Linked DNA regions of Homo sapiens: region 2 is linked to region 1. A link is an interaction called in ENCODE POLR2A ChIA-PET data of the cell type or tissue named here. Cell type or tissue: OCI-LY7. All regions are shown on one strand. Each heading gives the region's core, and the rest is flanking DNA. Links, peaks and the distances in the headings are about the cores only.

Region 1 (4,386 bases), core at 73-4,072:
CTCAGTCTCAAAAAAATAAAAAAATACAGGATTGTTTCCTTGAAAATTGTGAAGAGATTATATCCTAAATGGTCTCAACACCAAAAAAAAGTATGTGAAGTGATGAATATGTTTATTAACTTGATTTAATCATTTCACAACGTACAGATCAAAACAGCACATTGTACACCATAAAGATACACAGTTGTTGTCAATGATACTTCAATACAGCTGATGGGAAGAAACAATTCCTGCTGCACGTCCCTGCCATTACTGCTGCATTTCCTTACTCCTGTCTGCAGCCAACCTCCTGGAAAGAGCTGTCTCCACTCGCCCTCTCCAGCCCCTCTCCTACTCTCTCATCAATGCTCTGCAACTCAGGCTCTCACCCCTGCAGTCCACTGGCTAGGTCTTGACAATGCCACCAATGGCTGCCACCAGATGACTCAGGGGACCAACTGCGCTTGCCTCATTTGCCCCATCGGCAGCCACAACACAGCTGGGCTCTCCCCTCCTGCAAGCACACTCTCACGTGGCTTCTAGGACTCTAGGAGAGTCTTGTCTCCTCCCTGGTCAGTCCTTCACCTTTTTTTTTTTTGGAGATGGAGTCTCTGGTGCTCTGTCACCCAGGCTGGAATACAGTGGCGCAATCTCAGCTCACTGCAACCTCTGCCTCCCGGGTTCAAGCGATTCTCCTGCCTTAGCCTCCCGAGTAGCTGGGATTACAGGTGCGCACCACCACGCCTGACTCATTTTTCGTATTTTCAGTAGAGACGGGGATGGCCAGGCTGGTCTCAAACTCCTGACCCCAAGTGATCTGCCCGCCTTGGCCTCCCAAAGTGCTGCATTACAGGCGTGAGCCACTGCGCCTGGCCTCCTTCTCCATCTCTTTTGCTGGTATCTCCTTTTTTCCACATCTTAATGTGGGAGGGCCACAGAGCTCAGTCCTGGCCCACCTACACTCACTCTCTCAGAAACGTTATCCAGTTTTGGGGCTTTCAATACCCTCAATGTGTTCCATTCGGTATTGTGGGCCCCGGCATACTAACTGAACTCTTGATACCCACGTTCCTTCTGTCTCTCCGTAGATGTTCAGATAGCTCACACTCAACATGCCTGTACCCAAGCTCCTGCTCGGCCCCCACAAAGCCATCCCCATCCTGGTTAGCAGCCTCCCTCCACATCCTTCTGGCTGCTCAGGACAATGCCCTGGAGGCATCTGGTACTGCTCTCACTCACACCTCACAGCCCGTGTTCCTGGAAATCCTTCCAGCTCCAGCATCCACATAAGGCCAGGGGCAGGCCACTTCTTACCATTCTCACTTCCCCAACTGGTCCCAGCCACCACCGCCTTGTGCCTGAGCTCCTATAACCACCTGCCAGCTCTTCTCTGCCTCCACCCCTGCTCCCACACTCCAGTCTCCACACAGCAAACTTCCAAAACCCTAACTCAGAGGCCACCCCTCCTTTGCTCACAGTCCTCCAGTGGCCCCCTTCTCATTCCCACCTGCGGCCAGCCTCCCTGCCTACCAACCTCACCAGGCCCCAGGGGATGTGACTGTCTGAAGCCTCTGTGGCTTCTCCGCCTCCTCTCTGCCTTGCTGCCTCCTTGGTGTTCCTTGGACGCAACAGGCACACCGCCACCATCCCCCTGCCTGTGTTCACATGGCCAGTGCCCCCTTGGCAACTCTGTGCTCAGGCAACGCCTTCTCAACAAAGTTCATCCCGACTCACTTAAAGTCATGATCTCCCCACACTCCTGAGCCCCCTTAACCTTCTCTATTTTGACTTTTGTTCCATATCAATTATCAGCTTCTGACACGCTATACATCCTTAGTTTATCCTATTTGTTGATTATCTTCTGTCTCCCCCTAACTAGAATGCAACTCCACATAGCAGGAATTTTTATCTGTTTTATTCACTTTCAGCCCAAGGGCCTAGTACAGGACCTGGCCCATGACAGGCACTCAATAAACACAGTATTGAAAGGTGCTATGAATGAATGAAAGATCTACATCAAGGCGAATGCATGGTCACCAACAGGTAATGGCCCGAATGACTGTCTCGCCACCTCTGCTGTTCTCATCTCAAGCACTTGCCTGGCACATGCTGCTGAGGGGCAGGAGGGTTAGGGAACAGCTCGTGAATGAACCCTTGAACATGCCTCTAGAACCGCTAGACCCACAAAAATGACCCAAAGACCTAAATACCAATAGCTTCTCTATCTGGGTCTGGAAATTTCTCAAACCCAACGCAAGAACCCTCCCCCACTCCTATCCCAGCTGCCAGTCCAGGTCACAAAAAAAGATGGCTTGCGATGAAGGAGTGGAATTTGTTAAGCTGGTGCTAAAGTGGGTCTGATGAGCAATTAGACAGCTGGAAGAGCCAGCTGCTCCCTCACTGTGGGCACCGTGCTGCTTGGAGACACAGCTGGCGGCCCACCAAAGGCTCCCCATGGCTGGGTGCCCAGAGCCCCTCCAATGGCGGCTGCCTCTTAGGGGTGTGAGCCAGGGAAGCGGAACAGGCACCAGGCACCTCGGCACCGCAACGGGGCTGCCAGGACCAGAAGGAGGCAATGCTGTGGTGACAGGAGGTCACCTGGTGCAGACAGGAGCGAGAAAGGGCACTGATGGAACCGGGAAATGCACACACGTTCAGGGAGGCAAAGCCTAAATAATGTGATTATTATTGGGTGATGATGATGATTTCAGCAAGCACTTCCTACGAACTTAGAATGGCACACTGCCTTACTGAGTTCCATCAGTCCAAGGAAGCATGTGTGTTCCCCCATCTTAGAGACAGGAAAACTGAATTCCTGAAAGGTCAAGAAGCCAGTTGCTAAAGAAGTGGGGCAGGGGCTCAGAGGACCCAGAGGAGATGAGAGGTAGCCGCCAGGTGGGAGGCCAGACCAGACTTCTCTGGCAACTCCAGCTTTCCAGCTTCCAGCCAGGGGATTCAAAAGCTTTTAGACAGGAGGATAGAGGAAGAGGAAGAGTTTCATTTAAATCTGTCACTTTGAAGTTTGTGGATGTAGCTTGTGGACTGTTTCCTTTGTCACTCAATTCTGTATGCAGAAACCCTTGTGGATTTGGGGAAAGCTGGTAAGAGCAGAAGAGATGATTTCTGGGAGTAAACTGGGCTTGGGAGAATACTGTGATTTTCTTGCAAGGAAATTAGTTATGGGACCCAGGCGTGGTGGCTCATATCCGTAATCCCACTATTCAGGAGGCCAAGGTGAGAGGACTGCTTGAGGCCAGGAGTTCGACACCAGCCTGAGCAACATAGCAGGACCTCATCTCTAACAAAGTTTTTAAAAAATTACTTGACATGGTGGCACACACCTATAGTTCTAGCTACTGGGGAGGCTGAGTCAAGAGGACTGCCTGAGTCCAGAAGCTCGAGGCTGCAGTGAGCCGTGATCGTGCCACCACACTCCAGCCTGGGTGACAGAGCAAGACACTGTCTCTAAAGAAAAAAAAAATTAAAACAAATAAAATTAGTTATGAATTTGTGTTTGGTTTTTGTTTTTGCTTTTGTTTTGGAGACAGAGTCTTACTCTGTTGCCCAGGCTGGAGTGCAATGGCACGATCTCAGCTCACTGCAACCTCCGCCTCCCAGGTTCAAGCAATTCTCCTGCCTCAGCCTCCCGAGTAGCTGGGACTACAGGCGCGTGCCACCATGCCCGGCTAATTTTTGTATTTGTAGTAGAGACGGGGTTTTACCATGTTGGCCAGGATTGTCTCGAACTCCTGACCTCAGGTGATCCACCCACCTTGGCCCCCCAAAGTGTTGGGATTACAGGCATGAGCCACTGTACCCAGCCTATGAATTCTTATATTGCTGGCTTGTGCATCATAAAGGTAAGGTCATTAAAAATCCTCAATAATGGTCCACTGAGGGTCAATAATATTAATGAACATAATGGCGATGACATTTCTTCAGCAGTTTTTTCTGCTGTTCTAAGTCCTTGCCACACATTAGCTCATTTAAAGCTGAGAAAAGCTCTTCTGAGGCAGGAGCTATTATCACGTCCACTTTACAGATGAACCAAGTGAGGCACAGACTTTACAAGCACTTTGCTCAAGGACAGGAAGCCAGCAAATGGCACAGTCAAGACCCCAACCCAGGAAGTTTGCCTTGCGCCTATGCTCCCAACAAAGCAGGATCTTGGTGATGTCCTGCGCAGCCTGGCCACATGGCCCGCAGCCCAGAGGGCAGGGCCCTGAAGGTGAAGAAGGGGGCCATCGTGGAGCTCTGAGGAGCAGCCAGCAGCTGTCTATTTCGCCATCCTTCCCAGTACCTCGCGGCCTGCAGGAGTAACTGCAGTACCGGGGTCAGGGATCCAGGCACCAGCCCAGGGGGACTTCAGGCGACTGGAGCTCTCTGGGAAGAGACGAAGCCACCAGC
Region 2 (4,386 bases), core at 194-4,193, 59 kb after region 1:
TCAATCTGCAACACATGAACACCTGCCTCTGAGTAGGGCACTTAATATTCGAGGTGTGGCAGACATGCTCACATTTTATCTACACAGTAACCCTACAAAACAGGTTATTATTGCTGCCATTTTTCTTACTGCCTTCATTTTACACATGAAAAAACTGAAGACCAGGCGTGGTGGCTCATGCTACCCACCTGGGGAGGCTGAGACAGGCCAATTACTTGAGCCCAGGACAACAGCCTGGGCAACATGGTGAAACCCCATCTCTACAAAAAATGCAAAGATTAGCTGGGTGTGGTGGCATGCACCTGTTGTCCCATCTACTTGGGAGGCTGAGGTGGGAGGATCGTTTGAGCCGGGGAGGTGGAGGTTGCAGTGAACAAAGATCCAGCCTGGGTGACAGAGTAAGACCTTGTCTCAAAAAAAAAAAAAAAAAAAAAAGGAAAAGAAACTGAGGCTCAATGAGGCTAATTGAACTATCCAAAAACTCACAACCAGCAAAGGCAGAGCCACAGTTCACTTCAGCCTCTCCATGCCTATGTCCCTCTCCTCTCTGCCACACACTTGGTGTCTCATTAGACCACCAGCAACACATCACGAGGTTGGTTTTACTGTGCCCATTTTACAGATGAGAAATTTGAGGCCCAGAGAGTCTAACACACACTCCAACTTGGGATTTAAACCCATATCCTTTAACTTCAAAGTCTCCTATTACATTATACACGTTTAGCGAATTAAGTGAACAGGGCAACATTGAAAACGTAAGGCCTTGAAAAATTGCGTGAGAAAACGAGCACAGGTCTGCAGAATCTCTTGGGCGGTTAAGACTCCTGCACAGATGTGAACAGGATCCTCCTGACCAGCCAGCTTTGCTAAGAGAGGCTAAGGAACTTTCCTCGAGTTATGGAGCTCAAGCTTCTGCTGCCAACCCCCTTAGGCATCTCATAAATGTAAGCAGTTGGTGACAGGTGAGCTTTAGGAAATATGAATCAACAGCTTCAAGAACTGTAACCTTCTGACCCAGCAAGTCTACTTCTAAGAAACTGTATTTAGAAAAGAAAGAGAAGTCTCAAAACCATATGCATGAGGATGCTTTGAATATAAAAGAAAGAAGCTGGCTGCAAATTAATTGTCTGATAATGTAAGAGTGGGTGGAAAGTTATGGTGCATCCTCCTATAATAGGACGCTATAGGACTGTCAAAGCTATGATAAATATGTATGTTTATCCCCAGGGATGAATATTACGTATATACACACACACACATATATACTCACACTGATATACCATTAACTGAATGCAGCAGAGTACAGAGTGTATTTACTCTAACCCCTTATATCTATTTACATGGATATATTTGCACTGGAAATGTATAGACCACAACGTTAACAGTGCTCATTTCTATATGATAAAATTAATTGGAAATTTTTCTTTAATTTTTCAACAATGCACTTTACTAGAGCACTTTTTAAAATGTATGAAGAGGTTAGAAATACCCCCAGGCCAGATGCAGTGGCTCATGCCTGTAATCCCAGCACTTTGGGAGACCGAGGTGAGTGGATCATCTGAGGTCGGGAGTTCGAGACCAGCTTGGCCAACATGGTGAAACCCCATCTCTACTAAAAATACAAAAATGAGCTGGGCCTGGTGGTGCATGCCTGTAATCCCAGCTGGTCGGGAGGCTGAGACACAAGAATTGCTTGAACCTGGGAGGCGGAGGTTGCACTGAGCCAAGATCACACCACTGCACTCCAGCCTAGGTGACAGAGTCTGCGATTCCTTCTTAAAAAAAAAAAAAAAAAAAACTACCCACCCCCAAATCCTATAGTAACATCACACATAATGATTAAAGGCTGAATATTTTCCTCCAAAGACTGAAAATGAGTCAAGCAATTCTTCCCTCACCACTCCTGTTCAGCACAGTAGATTCTAGCTGGTGAAATAAGGCCCTCCCCACCCAAAAAAACATACAGGTTAGGAAGGAAGGACTAAAACTTTCCCTCTTCACAAGAGACATGACCATCTACAAAGGAAATCCCAAGAACTGACAAAAATGGTCACAGAATAACCGAGTTTTTCAAGGTCACAGAACACAGGGTCAAATGTAAACATCAACTGTATTTCTATACACTAACAATGAACAATGAGAAGGCAAATTACTTTTAAAAAGAATCATTTATAACAGCTCCAAAAGATGAAATACATTCATATAAATCTAACAAAATGTGTCCAGGATCTGCATGCTGAAAACTACAAAATACTAACAAAAGAAATCAAAGAAGAGCTAACTACCTGGAGATACCAGGTTCATGGCTTAGAAGACTCAAAAGAATTAAGATGTCAATTTCCCCAAAATTGATCTATAAATTTAATGAAAGCCCAATCAAAATCCCAGCAGGATTTCTTATAGATATAGACTAGCAGATTGTAACATTCATATGGAAAGACAAAGAAACTAAAATAGCCAAAATCATTTTTGAAAAAGCAGCACAAAGCAGGAAGACTCACATTGCCCAATTTTAGAACTTCCTGTAAAGCTACAGCCCTCAAGCCAATGTCATATGGGCAAAATGACAGACACACACCAACAAGACAGACCAAAGAATCAGGGAATAAACCCATACACACAATCAAGCAATGTGACGAAGGTAGGAAGGCGCTTCTGGAGAAAGGACAATCTTTTCCACACATGATTTTGGAACAACAAGACATTCATATGCAAAAAAAATAAACTTCAACCAATACTCACACCTTATACAAATATTAAGTAAAACTGGACCACAAACAAATGTAATTTAAAACTATAAAAGGTTTAGAAGAAAATGTTGGAGAAAATCATACCTAACCTGAGTTAGACAAAGAAGATTTCTTAGATATAATACTAAAAGCATCGTCCAGAGTAGAAAAAAGAGTTTAACTGGATTTGCTATGTGAAAGACTTTTTCTTTTTTTTTTTTGAAGATGGAGTTTCACTCTTGTTGCCCAGGCTGGAGTGCAGTGGTGCGATCTCGGCTCACTACAACCTTCACCTCCTGGCTTCAAGTGATTCTCCTGCCTCAGATCCCAAGTAGCTGGGATTACCGGCACCCACCACTAGGCCCGGCTAATTGTTTTATTTTCAGTAGGGACGGGGTTTTGCCATGTTGGTCAGGCTGGTATCAAACTCTTGTAATGGAATTACAAACTCCTGTAGTGGAATGTAAGTAATGGAATGCTTACTCATCAATAAAAAGGAATGCACTATTGATACATGCAACAACTTGGATGAAACTCCAAAAACATTATGATAAATGTTTTGGGCGCAGTGGCACATTCCTGTAATTGCAGCACTTAGGAAGGCTGAGGCAGGAGGATCACCTGAGCCTAGAAGTTTGAGACTAGCCTGGGCAATACAGCAAGATCACATCTCTACAAAAAAATTTTTTAGACTGAGCACAGTGGCTTACGCCTGTAATCCCAGCACTTTGGGAGGCCGAGGCAGGTGGATCACCTGAGGTCAGGAGTTCAAGACCAGCCTGGCCAACATGGTGAAACCCTGCCTCTACTAAATATACAAAAATTATCTGGGCATGGTAGCAGGCACCTGTAATCCCAGCTACTTGGGAGCTGAGGCAGGAAAACTGCTTGAACCCGGGAGGCAGAGGTTGCAGTGAGCCGAGATCGTGCCATTGAACTCCAGCCTGGGTGAAAGTGAGACCTTGTCTCAATAAATAAATAAATAAATAAATGAAATAAAATTAATTTAAAAATTAGCTGGACACGGTGACATGTGCCTGTAGTCCCAGCTTCTCCAGAGGCTGAGGCAGGAGGATCACTTGAGCACAGGAGTTGCAGGCTGCAGTGAGCTGTGATCGCACCATTGCACTCCAGCCTGGGCAACAGAGTGAGACTGCAATTCACAAACAAAAAAATAAATTAAAAAGGTGTCAAGCAAGGGAATGCAGACTTGCTATGTGGAAAAAGCAAATGGAATGAGGGGTGGAAACAGAAGAAGCCGGAAGATAGGAGGCCATTACGGTCATCCAGGCAAGAAACGATGGTGGCCAGAACTGAGAGGACCGAAGAGGTAGCCGTGCACATGGAGACAAGTATTCAAATATTCGCCTGTCCAATTCTAGAAAGCCTTGCCAACTCCTTCCCACTCCCAGCCCCAAACAAGCCTGCTGGCTACCCTGCAGATTTCTTTAAAAGCATGGGAACGAAAGCAAATCATTGAGTAGGTGGCAAGTACCTCTCAAACAGCTTCCAACGACTGCAATAATTAATGTTTGTAAGTCAAAGCAATTAGGCCTGCCCCAATGTCAGAGTAAACAACCAGCAACCCCAGACAGCACTACTCAAAGGAAAATTACTCACAACAAAACTAACGAACCTGGTAAGTACATTTGGTAAT

What was found. Peaks named below come from ENCODE experiments on the same cell type or tissue, not always from the same donor. Only the 100,000 strongest peaks of a DNase experiment are listed, where the experiment ranks them.
Region 2: POLR2A ChIA-PET joins it to region 1 with 6 read pairs; 2 of 35 experiments call an interaction of 5 or more read pairs at or near these places.

Annotation. Positions count from the first base shown.
Region 1 is chr16:12,250,837-12,255,222 of GRCh38, reverse strand. All of the region lies in intron 14 of SNX29 (sorting nexin 29), which reads right to left. Among named protein-coding and RNA genes, the nearest start is that of SNX29-AS2, 120 kb to the left of the region's middle. In OCI-LY7, for the core only: no CTCF peak of the experiment used is centred there; DNase peaks (open chromatin) are centred at 1,312 and 2,452; H3K27ac peaks cover 3,668 bases.
Region 2 is chr16:12,192,035-12,196,420 of GRCh38, reverse strand. The region is part of intron 13 of SNX29 (sorting nexin 29); the gene reads right to left. Among named protein-coding and RNA genes, the nearest start is that of SNX29-AS2, 180 kb to the left of the region's middle. In OCI-LY7, for the core only: no CTCF peak of the experiment used is centred there; a DNase peak (open chromatin) is centred at 2,520; H3K27ac peaks cover 748 bases.